3 separate regions of the Homo sapiens genome follow, and regions 1 and 2 are each linked to region 3. The links are chromatin loops, found by intact Hi-C in ENCODE. Cell type or tissue: ascending aorta. All regions are shown on one strand.

The links. Peaks named below come from ENCODE experiments on the same cell type or tissue, not always from the same donor. Only the 100,000 strongest peaks of a DNase experiment are listed, where the experiment ranks them.
Region 1: it touches region 3 in a loop (2.8-fold over the local background); 7 of 110 quality-filtered maps call a loop at or near these places.
Region 2: a loop joins it to region 3, with 2.7 times the contacts of the local background. A loop is called at or near these places in 5 of 110 quality-filtered maps.

The regions. Positions count from the first base shown.
Region 1 is chr1:3,128,017-3,133,016 of GRCh38, reverse strand. The region is part of intron 1 of PRDM16 (PR/SET domain 16); the gene reads right to left. It overlaps MIR4251 (microRNA 4251), which reads right to left; the gene lies at 4,982-5,000. Among named protein-coding and RNA genes, the nearest start is that of MIR4251, 2.5 kb to the right of the region's middle. RefSeq lists an enhancer at 3,853-4,778. In ascending aorta, a CTCF peak has its summit at 2,481; a DNase peak (open chromatin) is centred at 4,236; H3K4me3 peaks cover 2,268 bases; H3K27ac peaks cover 4,768 bases.
Region 2 is chr1:3,367,125-3,372,124 of GRCh38, reverse strand. The region is part of intron 3 of PRDM16 (PR/SET domain 16); the gene reads right to left. Among named protein-coding and RNA genes, the nearest start is that of ARHGEF16, 85 kb to the left of the region's middle. RefSeq lists an enhancer at 2,595-3,176. In ascending aorta, no CTCF peak of the experiment used is centred here; DNase peaks (open chromatin) are centred at 2,124, 2,464 and 2,822; H3K4me3 peaks cover 1,301 bases; H3K27ac peaks cover 4,886 bases.
Region 3 is chr1:3,183,664-3,188,663 of GRCh38, reverse strand. It overlaps PRDM16 (PR/SET domain 16), which reads right to left. Exons shown (of 17, transcript NM_022114.4): 2 at 2,190-2,539. It overlaps LOC107984909 (a long non-coding RNA gene), which reads right to left and starts at 1,106. Exons shown (of 2, transcript XR_001737869.2): 1 at 1-1,106. In ascending aorta, no CTCF peak of the experiment used is centred here; DNase peaks (open chromatin) are centred at 473 and 1,963; H3K4me3 peaks cover 1,810 bases; H3K27ac peaks cover 5,000 bases.

The sequences.
Region 1 (5,000 bases), 56 kb after region 3:
TCAAAACGTGGTGCAGTGTTTCCTGAAGACATTTACCATCCTTGGCAGTTAAATACAGCACAGTGTCAATTACAGGTCCATCTTCTGTAAGTCTGGGACAGATTCACAGTATCTGTGTTTGCACGAGGCTGGGGTTCCGGGTGAGTGGACCGGCTGGATGGCCCTGCCCAGCCACCCTGACGAGGGCTTTTTATCTAACCCTGCCCCACCCAGTCCCCGGGGAATTCCTAATCAGATGTGTTCAAAAACTGCTGAACCAAATAAGGGTCACTTTACTTCCAACATAATTTCTATTTTAAATGAATCGTCTACTCTCTCTTGGGAGGCAGAGGTGTTGACTTCTCGGGCAACAGTATGAACCGGGTGGCTCTAGAACATTCTGGACCTCATGGGGGCTCCAGATCTGTCAGAGAGACCCCTCGGTAAGGAGGAAGGAAGGTAATGGGGGGTGGAGGGGAGAGCCATTTGGAGCAGTTGAAGAGCTCCCTCTGCATTCCAGGGACTCAGGGTGAGGAACTGCCCATGGTGAGACCACTCCCTGCAGCCCATCTGCCTGGCCGGCCATGTGTGCCCCTCTAGAAGGTTCTAGAAAGTTCTGGAAGGCTCAGGCCTCCCAAGGGCCCAAGGTAGTGCTCTGACCAGGCCCAGGTCCCCTGTCCCATCCACCCTCCACCCAGCAGGCTCCGCTCCTCTGCTCACCGGACACAGAATCAGTTGGGCAGGGACCACATCCAGGTCCTGACACTTCGTAAACATCATCCAGATAATAACACGCTGGAATGGCAGAGTTTTCCTCTCCGTGGCACCGCCGTGTAACCCTTCATCCTGGTTCCAAATTTGCCTGTGCAGCCCTGAATGCAGACTGCAAACCCCAAACTCAGATAAATACGTCTAAACCTTTAAAAAGTGCCCCTAATGCCCCATTGAGCCCCTGATCGCTCATTTCCCAGCTATATAATTAGCACATAAAGAACTCTCTCCTCCGAATTAAACGGCAGTAATTGGGTTTTTTAAAAAAACTAATTTAAATCCTAAACCCTTTGAAAAAAAATTGTCATTGTTTACATATTAAACGGACTAGCATTTTAAGTATTATGGGGCTAATTTAACAGGCTTATCTAGGACATAGGCCCAGGAGGGAGGAGGAGGAAGGCAGTGGAGGGGAAGCAGGCGGGTCCCAGGAGAGCTGCCTGGAGACCCCAGGGCAGCGTCACTGCAGGACGCAGCCTGGGCCACGGCCTCCCCTGTGAGGTTTGCGGGGCCTGGAGCTGCGGCCTGCACCACACCATCACCTCAGCCTCAAATGGGGATGCCTCAGCTTATCACCATGCAGCGGACAGACCAGAGGCGTGACCAACCCTCGCTTTTCCAATGGCATGCAAAAATTTTGCTCATGGTTGCTAGAACTGTCATTATTTTTATTATTATTTTTTCTGCAGTACAGGCATAAAGAAGTATAAGAGTTTTAATTATGTCCACTTGATTTTTTTTAACTTTCTGGCTAAAAAATCCTTTGAAGTAAAACCCAGCAAGAAATGGGTCACAGCTCTGTGAATGGAACTACAAAATGTGAGCGAAAGCCATTTTGATAGGAACCTTGAGAAATGGACAGCCGCCTCACATTCCTTCACAGGAAGAATTAAAGGTTATAAAGCGTCCAGTCCCCCTAACTCAAACACAGAAACATAACAATTTTACAAAATAAACCTTTTTCTAACTTGAAGAAAACAGCTCCAAAGTTTTTCTCAAAGGCAAAATAAATGCAGACAACTGGACAATGACGAGAAATGTCTGAGAGAGAGAGAGGGAGTCTTGCTTTTCTGTGAGTTTAAGTATTTGATATGGATCATCAGGATGATGAAAAAAACGAAAACAACCAAAAACTGTGGCTGCGGCACAGCTCGGAGGAAGCCAAGGGCAGAGCCAGCCACACACCATGGCGTGGCCAGAAGACAAGGGCAGGGGCCTCCCTGCAGGACCCGGTTCAAGCGTCCCTCCCGCGGTCTGCACGTCAGGATAAACACGGACGGGTCAGGTTCTCCTCCACCCCACAAACTCAGAAGGTGCTGGAACACACCTAACCTGAACAGGGCACAACCTGCAGAAGGAAGCGGCTGCGTTCTAGCCCTGAGCATAGAGCAAGGGCTGGTGGGTCTGACGCTGTGAAACCCAGAACCGTGTGCCGGCAGCAGAAAAGATAAAAAATTAAAAAAAAAAAACAGCCCCCCCACCGCCCCCGCACCAAGGAAAAGGCCATGCAGCTCACGGGGGAAAAGGGCGACAGTATTTGAGGGAATGGAGGTGACATCCGTCTGTAATGGGCTCTTGAAAATTAAGAAACTGAAGACAAACGTCCCCAAAGAGAAGGCGGCGAGTTACAGAAAGCGCAGAGCTGTGCGTGGGGCGCATGAAGCATCAGCCCTCCCCTGAAGTCCAGCAGTGTGAATTAAAATTGCACTGATGTTTCAGCGAGGAAACCTATAGACAGGGGGCAGCCCTGGGCTGCTGGGCGGGCCCTGGAGACGGCCTCTGGGGCCAACTAGGTCTCCACATGTTTCCAAAGCCCCATGGCCGCAGGAAGGGCCCACCTCTCGGCTGCCTTTGCTCCTTATCCTGGCCTCCCCAGGGCTGGTGTTGTGTTTGGTTTGGGTTTGTAGTTTGCAAAGGACACACTGGGATATGGGGCACAGTGGTGCGCTTAGACCACAGCCCTGGAGCCCCCAGCTTCTCCCCAGAACCCCACGGTCCACATCGCCTGCCCGGGGGTCCTAGGAACCCCTCTGGCAGTCGGCCTCCAGGTCTGGCTGGTCCTGCACAGGACAGGGACAGAGGGCTCTGCTGGCTTCTCACCAAGACCCAAGACTTCCTCACTAGCTGTCCCCAAGCCCCTGACCCTGGACACTGAGCACGCAGCCCAGGACCTGTTGGGGGAGCAGGAGTCTGCCCAGGGGGTCTCCACCTCCCTCTGGGGTGCTTGGGCCTCACTGTCCCAGAACAAGCCGCCTGCACTGCCCTCCCAGCCCAGCTGGTCGCCTTGGCCCATCAACGCTTTTGGATGCCCTCAGTGGATACAAATGGCTGAGACCCTGCTGGGGCCCTGGGAAGAGGGAAAGCAAAAGCGGGAAGTAGGAGAGAGAGAGACTGAGAGAGGAGAGAAAATCAGACAGAGAGAGACAGAGAGGGGGAAAGAGAATCAGACAGGCTCCTGTTGGGAGCAGAGAAATTCTTTCCTTGGAAAAAGGGGTTCTGAAACCCCAATTCTCTTTTCTCTTCCAGGGATTTCTGCTCCGTACAGGGTCTGGGCAGTGCTAGAGGAGGACCTTGCCCCTACCTGTGGCACTGAGGGCCCTTGGGCTCTCCCACGTAACTGCGGAGGACCTGGGAGAACCTGCTTCAAGGGCCCCGGGTCCCCATCCCGTCCTGACCCTCAGCTTCAAGCACCCAGCAGGGAGGGTCTGCCCCGGCTCCTTTCCCAGGTGCCCTCAGCAGCCCTGGACGACACCCCTGTGGTTCAGCCAGTGTTGTGAGTGCACAGGCCACACACACACACACATGCACACACAGACACATGCACACCAGGAAGGATACACACACTCACAAGCACACACCAGGCAGGACACACACACACGTGCACACGCACCCACACACTCACCCACGTGCGCACACACACACAACCAGGCAGGACACACACCCACACACACACCAGGCAGGACACTGACACGCACACACCAGGCAGGACACACACACACATGTACACACCCACACACACGCACCCACATGCACATACCAGCCAAGACACACACATACATGTACACATATCCACACACCCACACACTAGGCAGGATCCACACCCACCCACACACGCACGCCAGGCAGGACACCCACACACGCACGTGCACACTCACCCATGCACGCACACCAGCCAGGAAACGCACACACATGCACACGCAACCCCCCACACACACATGCACCAGACTCCCTCCTGGTTTCCTGCTAGGGGAGCAGCGACCACACCCCAGCCTCCCCAGGGCCACCCTCCTCATCTCATCTGCACAGTCGCTCCCACTTCCCAGATGAAGAAACCAAGGCTGCCGGCCACGGCTGCGCACCCCCACCTGGGGCCAGGGCAGGCTCCCCAGGACTGGTGTTAGTGAGGGCCGAACAGTTCCAGCTCCCAGCAGGGCACTCACTGGGCTGTGGATAGCTGTCCACTCTTCAGGCTACGCCCAAGGATTCCAGTAAGGGAACCAGAGCCATTGGAGCGTTGCCACCACCGGAAAACAGCCACCGACCCGGGTGGGATGGTCTCCAGTAGCATGGTGGGATGGTCTCCAGTAGCATGGTGGGAGGAACAGGGCAGTCCACAGAGGGCTGGACGCTTCCTTCCACAGCTCACCGGCCGGTCACCGTGGCCGATCACCCTCTGGGTTCCCGAGTGAGAGTCCTCGGCCCTCATGCCCTGAGCCTGCAGGTCACCATTGTGGGAGAAAATGGAGCCACTGTGGAGCCACCCCAGGGTCCTGGGTGCGGAGCCATGCGGAGGGAGGGTTTTCAATGCCCTGCTACTGTGACCTGCGTTTCCCAAAGCCGTGCATGGGATGTCGTGATCAGAAAAAGGCAGGACAGAAGCAACCCCCGAATACTATAAATGCCACTTTAACTGGGATAAAATAGGAAATCAAAGTTGATCTGACGACCCCAGACTTTCTAGGACAAGGCACCCAGTGTTGAAAGTGAGCAGCAGATTCCCACGGCTGCCTCTTGGCCCCGTCAAACGTGAGGTCTTTGTTTCCCTCTCAGAAGAGAGATCACGGGTCTGTCATCACAGGGCATGGGTACGGAACCAGACCCAGATCTAGTCTTCAATTTCCGAACACTCAGAATGACTGTCTCTCTCCAGTGAGAGGCGGAGTTGATCCCTCCACAGCGGGGCTGACGGGGGAGGGGAGGAGATTTTCATACAAGTGCCCTCTGAAGTGGATGGAAGCACGTTGGCCCTT
Region 2 (5,000 bases), 180 kb before region 3:
GAGCTGTGCAGAGGCTCATGGCCTGGTCACCCTCAGGCCCTCTCAAATGTGCAGGCTGCACACAGGGAGTGACTTCCAGATGGACCTTAGGAGGACCAGACACATTTGAGCGGGAGCAGCTCAGAGTCTTCTCATCCGCTTATTCTCTGGAGAGGCCAGTGCTATGCAGAGCTGAGGCCCACAGGTGCTGAGACTCACCACTGAGTCATTGGATGCTCATGTCTCCCCCAGGGGTAGCCACCCTCATATCCACATTTGTCAATAAGGGAATGGAGGCACAGAAGAGTTAAGTAATTGGCCCAAGTTTGCACAGCCAGAAAGGGCAGATGGGCTGGGCGGTGGGTGCTGGCTGTCCACCTGACTCCTTTCACACTGTCAGGACCAGCGCCATGCACCTTGGCTCGCCCTGCCCTGCTCACTCTCCTCTAATTGATGATGGTAGCCAACAGCAACTGAAGCTCTTCCAGGGCCTCACCCAGGATCAGTGTTCAGTCAGGGCTCACTGAATGTTTCCATGAATGGATGGATGGATGGATGAATGGAAGGATGGGTGAGTGGGTGGGTGGATGGATGGATGGGTGGGTGGATGGATGGATAGATGGTGGATGGGTGGGTGAGTGGGTGGATGGATGGGTGGGTGGATGGATGGATAGATGGTGGATGGGTGGGTGGATGGATAAATGGATGTATGGATGGATGATGAATGGATGAATGGGTGGATGGATGCATGGGTGGGTGAATGGATGGGTGGATGGACAAATGGATGAATGGATGGATGGTGAATGGATGAATGGATGGATGATTCAATGGATGCATGGATGGATGGGTGGATGGATGGATGTGGAATGAATGGATGAATGGATGGTGGATGGATGAATAAACGAATGGATGGATGGATGGGTGGATGGGTGGGTGGGTGGATGGATGGATGGATGGATGGATGGATAGATGGTGGATCGGTGGGTGGATGGACAAATGGATGAATCAATGGATGGTGAATGGATGAATGGGTGGATTACTGAGTGGATGCATGGATGGATGGATGGTTGAATGGATGGTGGATGGGTGGGTGGATGGATGAATAAATTAATGGATGGATGGGTGGGTGGATGGATGGATGAATAGATGGTGGATCGGTGGGTGGATGGACAAATGGATGAATCGATGGATGGTGAATGGATGAATGGGTGGATTATTCAGTGGATGCATGGATGGATGGATGGATGAATGGATGGTGGATGGGTGGGTGGATGGATAATTAATGGATGGATGGGTGGGTGGACGGATGGATGAATAGATGGTGGATGGATTAATAAATGAGTGGATGGATGGATGGGGAGCAGACCCTCCCCTCAACTTGCCCAGACACTTATGGCTTCCCCAACTTCGTATGGTGAGACACAAGGGAACACCATTCCAGGAGTTGTCATGGTGGCAGAGCACAGGACACCTCTCCTGGGAAGCCTGCCCTGGTCCCTCACATCAGGGTGAGGCTCCTCTCAGACACTCTCACAGTCCCTGCCCTTCTTAGCATGGACACTGCACTGGGCCATGGCTATCACGTCGCAGGTCACTTCCTCTCCTCTGGTGGGTGGTGGGGCTGGAAGGTTTTATCTGGCTGATTCCCAGAGCCAGGCAAACCATGAGTGCTCAATGCATGCTTGGGGAACAAATGAATGAATGAAGGCGCCTCCAGATGACTGAGACTGTCAGCCAGCACTCCCTATGCCTCCGTTTCCCAGGGGTCTGTCTTCATCCCTCCATTTCAAATCCTTTCCCTTCTTATTCACGGGCTCTGCTGAGGGATGTGGAAAGCCTTTTCCTGGTTACTTGCCTCTCTGGAAATCAGAGTTGCAACATTTTCCAGATCATTGTCCTCTGGAAAGTGTTATGGTTGCAATTTTCCCCTAGGTGCAGTGTCACAGTGGCCAGTCTCCCCAAAGCAGAGGCCACGGTGGGTTTGTTCATCTCAGCACCCTTTGGGCCCTGGCACATAGTAGGTGCTTAGCAAAAGTCTGGTTGCATGGAGAAGGGCCAGGATGGATCCAGCCCAGTTATATTTAGTGCCTTCCCTGCAGCTGACTCAGTCTCTCCGAGCCCATCCTTCTTTCTTCTCCCTGTGACACGCCGGGCTGGAGGAGCTCAGTGACTCACTGCCTTTCGTATCAGGCCTGATGTTTTGAGATCAGCTCTTGCAAATAGCTCAAATCTCAACAGGCCAAGTCTAAGCAAATACCTTGCCAATCCCTATAAAGAACAGCTCTTGCTGCTCTTTGACATACAAAAATGGTCATTGGCAAAGGATTCTTGGTGCAGACAATGTTGTCTTTGGATGCCCTGCAAATAGCCAACTCTGGTTTCTTCCCGGACTAGGCCCAGGTATGCGTGCATAAAAAGATGCTGGCCTGGGCCTCCTTTTGGCTTAATTGAGAGAGACATGCTTTTCCTCCAAATGGTTCTTTATAATGATTCTACTTCCCAGGATTTCTGTTTTTCTCAGCAGAGCCTGGAGCTCAGCCACAGTCCGGCTGGTTGTGTGGAGAAGGGCCCCAGGGCCCGTGAACTGGAACGAATCAGCCCATCCTTTCTCCTCATACCCAGCTGCCCAGCGGATGTGGAAGAACGGAGATGCTGGAAACTGCAATGCCGGATATCTGGATGACACAGGCTCCTTCCTGGATGATCTGCTTCTCAGGTGGTAGCATCCCAGCCAGAGACCACCCAGATGCTCGGTGATGGGCTTTGAGCTGTGTGCTAAGCCCACCCTTGGACGTGAACTCTGCTTAAGACATCTCCCTTGGAAGCCAAAGCTGGCTTCCTTCCCAAACCGTGGGCACGATGGGCCAGATCGGCAAGTTAGGAAGTGATTCACAGACAGAGGTGCTGCAGAGTCAGTTTTGAATGACAAATGGAACCAATTAAGTTCAATAGCGCGCTCGCTCCCCCCGAGTTCCAGCCTGTACCTACAGCTAGTCACCTTTGACAAAATATATCAAAGGAATTAAGAGTGTGTCCCCCACAATGATATTACCTGGATCCCTTTCAGGTCCTCACCAGCCACGTTCAGACATCTATTTAAGCCCAGGAAATAGAATCAAAATGGTTTATTAAAAATCTAATCACAAGCACTTATATGACACAAATGATTCTGAACTGCATCCGCCAACCCCACGGCCTCTCCGAGGGGAGGCAGCATGCGGCCGATTACCCGGAATTTGAATGGGGGTGTATAGAAGCTGCAGAACATTTTAATCCTGATCTTTCTTTGTGGATTTTGCTATTGCTATTTTTTTTTCTGTTGAAAAAGACAAAGATGGGAGGACACATTGTCTTTCCTCCCTGGAGGGAGCTGCAGAGATGACTTATTCTGGCAGATCTGCCTCTATTGATGTTACCAGGATGTGAATAAAAACTCATGGGAAAAGAAGAAAAAATCCTGCTGAATTTAAAGCAGCACAACACGGTTTACGGGTGGGTCCCTGTCTGCTATCCTGAGCCAGGACACCTCCCTGGTGACTGCATTGGAGCTTTCTCAAGAGGAGGGCCTTGTGCAAAGATGGCCCCTTTCCCCTCAGGGTGGGAGCGGCTGGGCTTGGGGGAGACACTGTCTTTGGGGTGAGGCATGGTTCGTGGCCTTTGCTTGGCTTTTGACTTTCTGGAGCTCTGGATCCTTCACAGATGCTCAGAACAGCCATGGATACAGAAGAGTCTCCTACGGTGTCTTCCTGCCCGGGGCCCAGCCAGAGCCAGGGCTCCACCACCCAGGGCTCAATCATAGCACTCTTTTCTGGTGGCCAAGACCCCCGCAAACTTCTCTCCAGACAGAGGTGTCGGAGCCTGGCCCGTGTTGCGGCTCCTGAGCTGGGAAGTCCGCCACGAGGAAGCATCTGTCGGGACTGCCTCCTAATGAATGTCAGGTGCCTGCGTCAGCCACGGGCGGGTGGCTCTGGAAGGACCAGCAGGTTCTCAGCGATGCATGATTTCGGTAGGTTGCCCTCACCTCCTCCCCTCTGTTGGGAATGGATAGACTGTTTTCTAGAAGGTTCCCTGACTCTTTGAGGGGATTGGGCCCTCTGGCATGTCAGGTACAGAATGTTCCCCAAACCCTTCATCTCTGTCCCCTCCTCCAGCTCTCTGCAGATGATGACTTTACTTTTACGTTAAGTTGCTTTTGTTTAGTCTTCCTCTCTAAACAACAACTACTTTTAAATGATTTTTTAAAGTACAAAGAGTTAGTTTGATTCTTCCTCAAATGCCTTCTTTTGAAGACAAGCTTGCCTTTTCGATTTCATATCCCATTTAATTAAAACAAAATATAACAGAATCATAACACTGAAAATCAGTGTACTCACTACCGGCTCCATTAATTCTTATCAGTATAAAACATACATTCAGAAGTGTAAGTGCTTTAAAATACACTCCTTCCACTCTTGCCAATATGTTCTATTTATACACGTAGTCTACAGCGGGGAAGAAGTTCTCCTTGTGAACCTAGGGAACCACAGGACCGCACGTGTTTTTGGACAATGGACGCTTGAGCCCGGCACTTTTGAGAGCTGTTGGGCCGGCAGCTGTCACATTCCAGCCACTCCCCAAAAGCCATTTGGCTGTGGGTGCGTTAGGCCTGGGATCAGCTGAAAGGTAGCATCTAGGGGTGTCCCCACCTGGCTCAACCACAGCAAAGAGCTTGAATTCAACTTTCCTCTGCCAGACAAGACCCCTCCCAAGTCACGTCTGCCATGAAACCCGCACACGCTTCCTGTCCAAATGGAGCAGAGACCTCCCCATGGCAGTTATGTTCTTGAGCCGCAAACACTAAAGATGCTTGCTCCATCAATTTTTTTTTTTTTGAGACAGAGCTTTGCTCTTGTTGCCCAGGCCAGGCTGGAGTGCAATGGTGCCATCTCGGCTCGCTGCAACCTTTGCTTCCCGGGTTCAAGAGATTCTCCTGCCTCAGCCTCCCCAGGAGCCGAAATTACAGTGGTCCAACACCACGCCCG
Region 3 (5,000 bases):
AGGTCAGGCGAGATCCTGCCGGGTGCGCGGGGAGCACCGTTTGAGGGCGTCGGGGGGAGAGTAAATATTTCTAAGCGCCGGCAGGAGGGGTATCTGTCAGGTGGCCACCGTGGAACAAAGCCCTCCGCAGAAACGGGAGGTGCGCCGTGAGGAGAGCGCGTTCCCTCACGTACACACACACCCGGGATAAACACACCACAAAGTCAACAGGCACCGGCAGGCAGTGGCGCAGTCTGCGCTGGGCCTGGCACCACGCGGACATGGTGATACGGGCCATTTCTTTAAAAAAAAAGCAAATAGAAACTTGTATCAGAGTAGACAAGAACAAAGTCACCTGAAGGTCATCCAAAGTGCTACCTGCAGGGCCCCTGGACCTCTCACATCCACAAGCCACCTCCTGATTACACAGTCCAGACCTTTCTAAGTGTGACGGACAAACACCCTTGAATTCCCCTCCCACACACCAGGCAGGGAGGGACAGGCCACTTCTGCCAAAGTTACTTTCACTGCACAGCCAAAGATGAATATTGCTAGAAAAATGCTCTCCTTGGTCCCATGAGGGTCCTGTAGGGCCATGAAGCTGGGCAGTGTCTCCACTGAGGTCTTCGACTCCAAACTCTCTCCCTGTCCTGCTTCACTGGGGCCCCTGGCCCTGGCCAGTCTCTCCCGAAGGTGACCCGACCTTGGGCCCACACACACTGTCCTCTGCCTCTCGTTGGGGGGGTACGCCCGTTCCACAGGGGCTGCCCGTAGAGCTGCAGCTTCCACCCTGCTTGACGGCCGCAGACTCTGCCGCACGTTTCTTCAGGCACCGGGACCCCCACAGCTCTGTAAAGGGCTGGGGGGCTTTAAGCTGACACTCAGGGAGTAGCTCCTGAGTCTCCCTATATCCTTGACAAGGAGCCACACAGGACTCTGTGAGCTACCAAGGACCACATCTGCCTGCTGGGAGCTGCCAAGGTGCCCTGGTCTCCTTGCCCAGGGAGGATGCACTCAGCTCTGCAGCGTGCGGGGCAGCCTCTGGTCCCCAGGCCGTCGGTGTTCTTACAAAGGGCTCTTAATGCCGCCAGCCCGGGGAGGTGCTCAAGGGCTGCTGGAGGCCACAGGAACCTCCCCACGGCCTGTCTGAGTTGGGGCAGGCCTGACAGTGAGCATGGACCTGGCTGGGGACTTCTCCAGAGCCACGAGCCACCAGGAGAGCAGGTGGGCAAGACACAGGACCCTGCCCCCACCCGTCTGGGGATCCTCTTCCCTGCTCAGGCCATTTGCCCATGAGGAGCCCACCTCCATCCGGGCACTCCAGAGGCTGGGAGGCACAGGGGGAATCCGACTGGTGTTCCCATTTTCCACCCAGGCAGGGGCCCTGCCAAAAATACCACCGACAATTGGCTGCGTGAGGCCGGCAGAAGGGCCAGGGCCCACCAGGAAGTGCACTTTTTGTGGGGGGGTGGGGCTGTTAGTCCCCCTAGGACCACTCAAGGGACCCCAACACCGGGGCCTAGCGTCCCTCACAACCTGGGCAGGACACTCCGGGTGCTTCCCTCTCAGAGCCGTCCCAGGGACGCCCTCTCTCCTGACCCCTGCAGCAGGATCACCAGGCCAGCTTCAGACCCTCAAGGCCAGTCACGTCGTGGTGGGAAAATTTAAACAGCCAGCCATCCCTCCCTGGCAGGTCGGGGCCTGTGCCCCTGGAGTTGGAGAAGCTGAGGCTGCTCTTAGGCCACTGGCTGACCGGGGCAGGCGGGGAAGACGGCAGCCGGGGCAGCGTGGCCACCAGGTGTGATTTGTGAGCGGCTCCACACTGCCCTGGCCTGGAATGAAGCCCTGGAGTGCAGCTGCCTGTTCTGGGACTTCCTATTAATCTCCCTGCCCTGCCGCGATGGCAGTGTTCGCGCCTGGGATCCGGCGGGAAGCACGGGATGTTTTAAGACATGAGCTCATGAAAGACACATTTCCGGGAGAGAGTGGGCGTGGCCTACAGGGCTGACAGGCACCCACGAGGACCTCTGATGCTTTCTGAGTCGCATCAGGCGAGCTGCAGGATAAAATAGGCTGGGAAATGTGACATTTGAACGCTCTCTCTGGCCGCGCCTCCCGCCTCGGGCAGTGGCTGCTCAGCCCGGCTTTATAAATAGATTGAACACAAGATAAATGGCCGTGATCAATCATACTCAGGCGCGATCGCTCACCTCCCATCCGAAGTCTGTCTCCTTTGCCGCCGCCCGGGGCACCACCACGCAGGGGCCCAGCCTCTCCCCGGCTTCCATCTTCCTCTTGGCCCAGACCCCCAGGCCAGCCCCTGGGATGGAGGACTCTCGGAGCTCGAAGTCTGCTGGGATCGGAATGTCTTCAGGAATGTAGACAGGGGCCTCGTACGGCGAGCCCTCCTTGGGGGTGAAGTCCTCGCTGGTGGGGAAGGGGGACGGTGGCCCCACGGGGATGGGCGACATGGCACTGTCCTCGGCCTCGTCCTCCGCGCTGTGGCTGGCCAGCAGGTCCCGGTTGGGCTCATACATATTATTTACAACGTCACCGTCACCTAAAGGAGACAACGCAGCGTCAACCTCTGCAGCACGTGCCCCACCCAGTGTGTACAGCTCAGGGAGCGCCGGGGACTCGGGCATCAATGGGCACCGAGGGTGCTCAGGGGCCCAGAAGGCCCGGCTGCCACCCCTGCCCGGGAGACGCTGCCTCCACTCTGCCCTGAGCCCAGCTGCCATCACTCGATGTCAGAGGCTCCAGAGGATGGGATCCTACCAGGCTCCTTTGGGGCCAACATTTCTGATGGGATGGCACAGCCCGACACACCCTGGCTCACCCACCCTGGCTCCCACAGCCACCTGAGGATGCGCCGGGTGGTCCTGCCCTAAGGGAACTAGGGAAGGAGCTGCCTGTGCCTTGCAAGCCTGGGGACAGCCGGTGAAGCCGTCACGCGTGGCGGCTGACCCAGGGCTGGCTGATGGTGAAATATTTGCACCAGAACATTCCAAATGTCCTCTATAGCCTTGGAAATCAGGGACGGCAGAAGTCCTAAGTGCCTGGGAGGACTCAGAGTTTGGGTGAATGTGAAATGTGCTCAGTGCTGCTTCCCTGCACTTGGGCTGCAGCCTGGACATCCCTGCACTTGGGCCGCAGGCTGGACATCCCTGCACTTGGGCCGCAGCCTGGACATCCCTGCACTTGGGCCGCAGCCTGGGCATCCCTGCACTTAGGCCACAGCCTGGACATGCACTGGGGTAGGGCTGGCTGGGTCTTGGGGAGGCTGGTGGAAGTTCCTGATGATCTCGACACAGGCTAGGAACAGGCCTGCTGAGGTCATGGATATCGGACTCATGGGGCCCCAGGTCACTGAACTAAGCAATGAGAGAGTGCCCAGTTTTTCTGTCTGGGATAGGCCTTTGGGGTCCGTCCTAAGAGAGGATGGGTGCCAAGATAGTGTGTGTGTGCAGCCGAAACTATACCAGATTGTAGCCTGAGGCACCAAGGGAGATGGGCAGGGCGAGGAGGAGTCTGGACAGGAAGAAAAGCAAAGCCCTCCACCCAGTGCAGCCAAATCAGGACTCAGGCAGGCGAATGTTCACAGTGGCAGATTCACCATCGCCAGAAGGCAGAAACAGCCCAAATGTCCGTCTGCGAGGGAATGAGGGAACGGATGAGTAGTGGACGGTACCTCCCCTCCCCAAGGAGGAAGGCGGCCTGGACCAGCCTGGGACATGCGGCACTCGGCGTAGGAAGCCGATGCAGAGGGTCACACCTGTGGCACCACCCCTCCCCAAGGAGGAGGGCGGCCCTGGCACGCGCAGCCTGGACCAGCCCCCGACATGCACCACTCGGCATAGGAAGCTGATGCAGAGGGTCACACCTGCTTGGCGGCATTTAGACGACTCATCCAGCACAGGCCCCCAGAGACAGAAGCAGATGGGAGATCTCGGGGACTGGGGTGGGGGTGACAGCGAGAGGCCCAGGTCTCCTTTCGGGGTGATGAGGTGTTTGGAAACTAGAGAGGGGGTGGTCGCACTGCTGGGTGAACGGCTCACTGCCACTGAATCGCCCCCTTTACAGAGGTTGAATTCTGCCTCGATAACATAAAAAAGGCAGGCGCGAGTGTTAGGTGGGGAGCAGCGGGAAGGGACAGGAGGTGGGGTGAGCTCCGTCACCCTGACCTGATCTAGATCTTTCCACGCAAGCCCCTCCTTCTGTGGCTGCCTCGAGGACCCGTGAAAGTGACTGGACCCCGGTCCTGCTGGCCCTCGCCTCCCGGCCCCCGCCCCGCACCCTGTCGTTGGCTGCGGAAACAGAAGCCTCTAAGGAGACCAGAACTTTTAAGTACAGGAAAAATGACTTCAGATTCCTCACACTGGTTGCAAACAGATCAGCACAAGAAGTAGCAAAATGCTTTCTTTCAAAAGAAACCAAAGTCTTGGGGGGAAAAGTCGTAAGGAAAACACTTATTTAATTGATCAGCATTCAGAGAAGTAATTATTATGTTTTAAGTGGCCAACGGGTCCTTTCTAATTGACGCGGCGGATCCTTTCAGAGACGCAGCCACAGAACTGCCGCTGCTGTTCCTCCCCCCTAAAGACCTGAAGTTGTTTAGGTTTGAAAGAACACCCCCATAACCCCCGCCCCGCTGACCGTGTGCAGCAGAAAGGTACATTGGGGGGGGTGGTAATTAACATGGCATCTTGTTATTTGGAACTGGTAACTGCACGGAGCTCGCAAACAAAGTCGGGTTGGAGGCCGAAGCCCCCTCGACGCGCTCCTTAACTCCTCTCGGGCGTGGGCGCCTCTGCCCGAAGGACAAGTAGGAATTAGAACCCCAGGTGTTTCTGGGAGTTCCGCTGGAGCCCGAAGTGGGGCAGCGTCCGCATCAAGTGCATATCCGTTGCAGGGCTCCGTTTAAAACATGGCTTTTTTCTGTTTGAATTCTACTTCCCAAAACCCCTGACCCGCTGGAGGAAAATCAGCGCTTTAAGGGCATGTTTAATTTACTGGCCAAG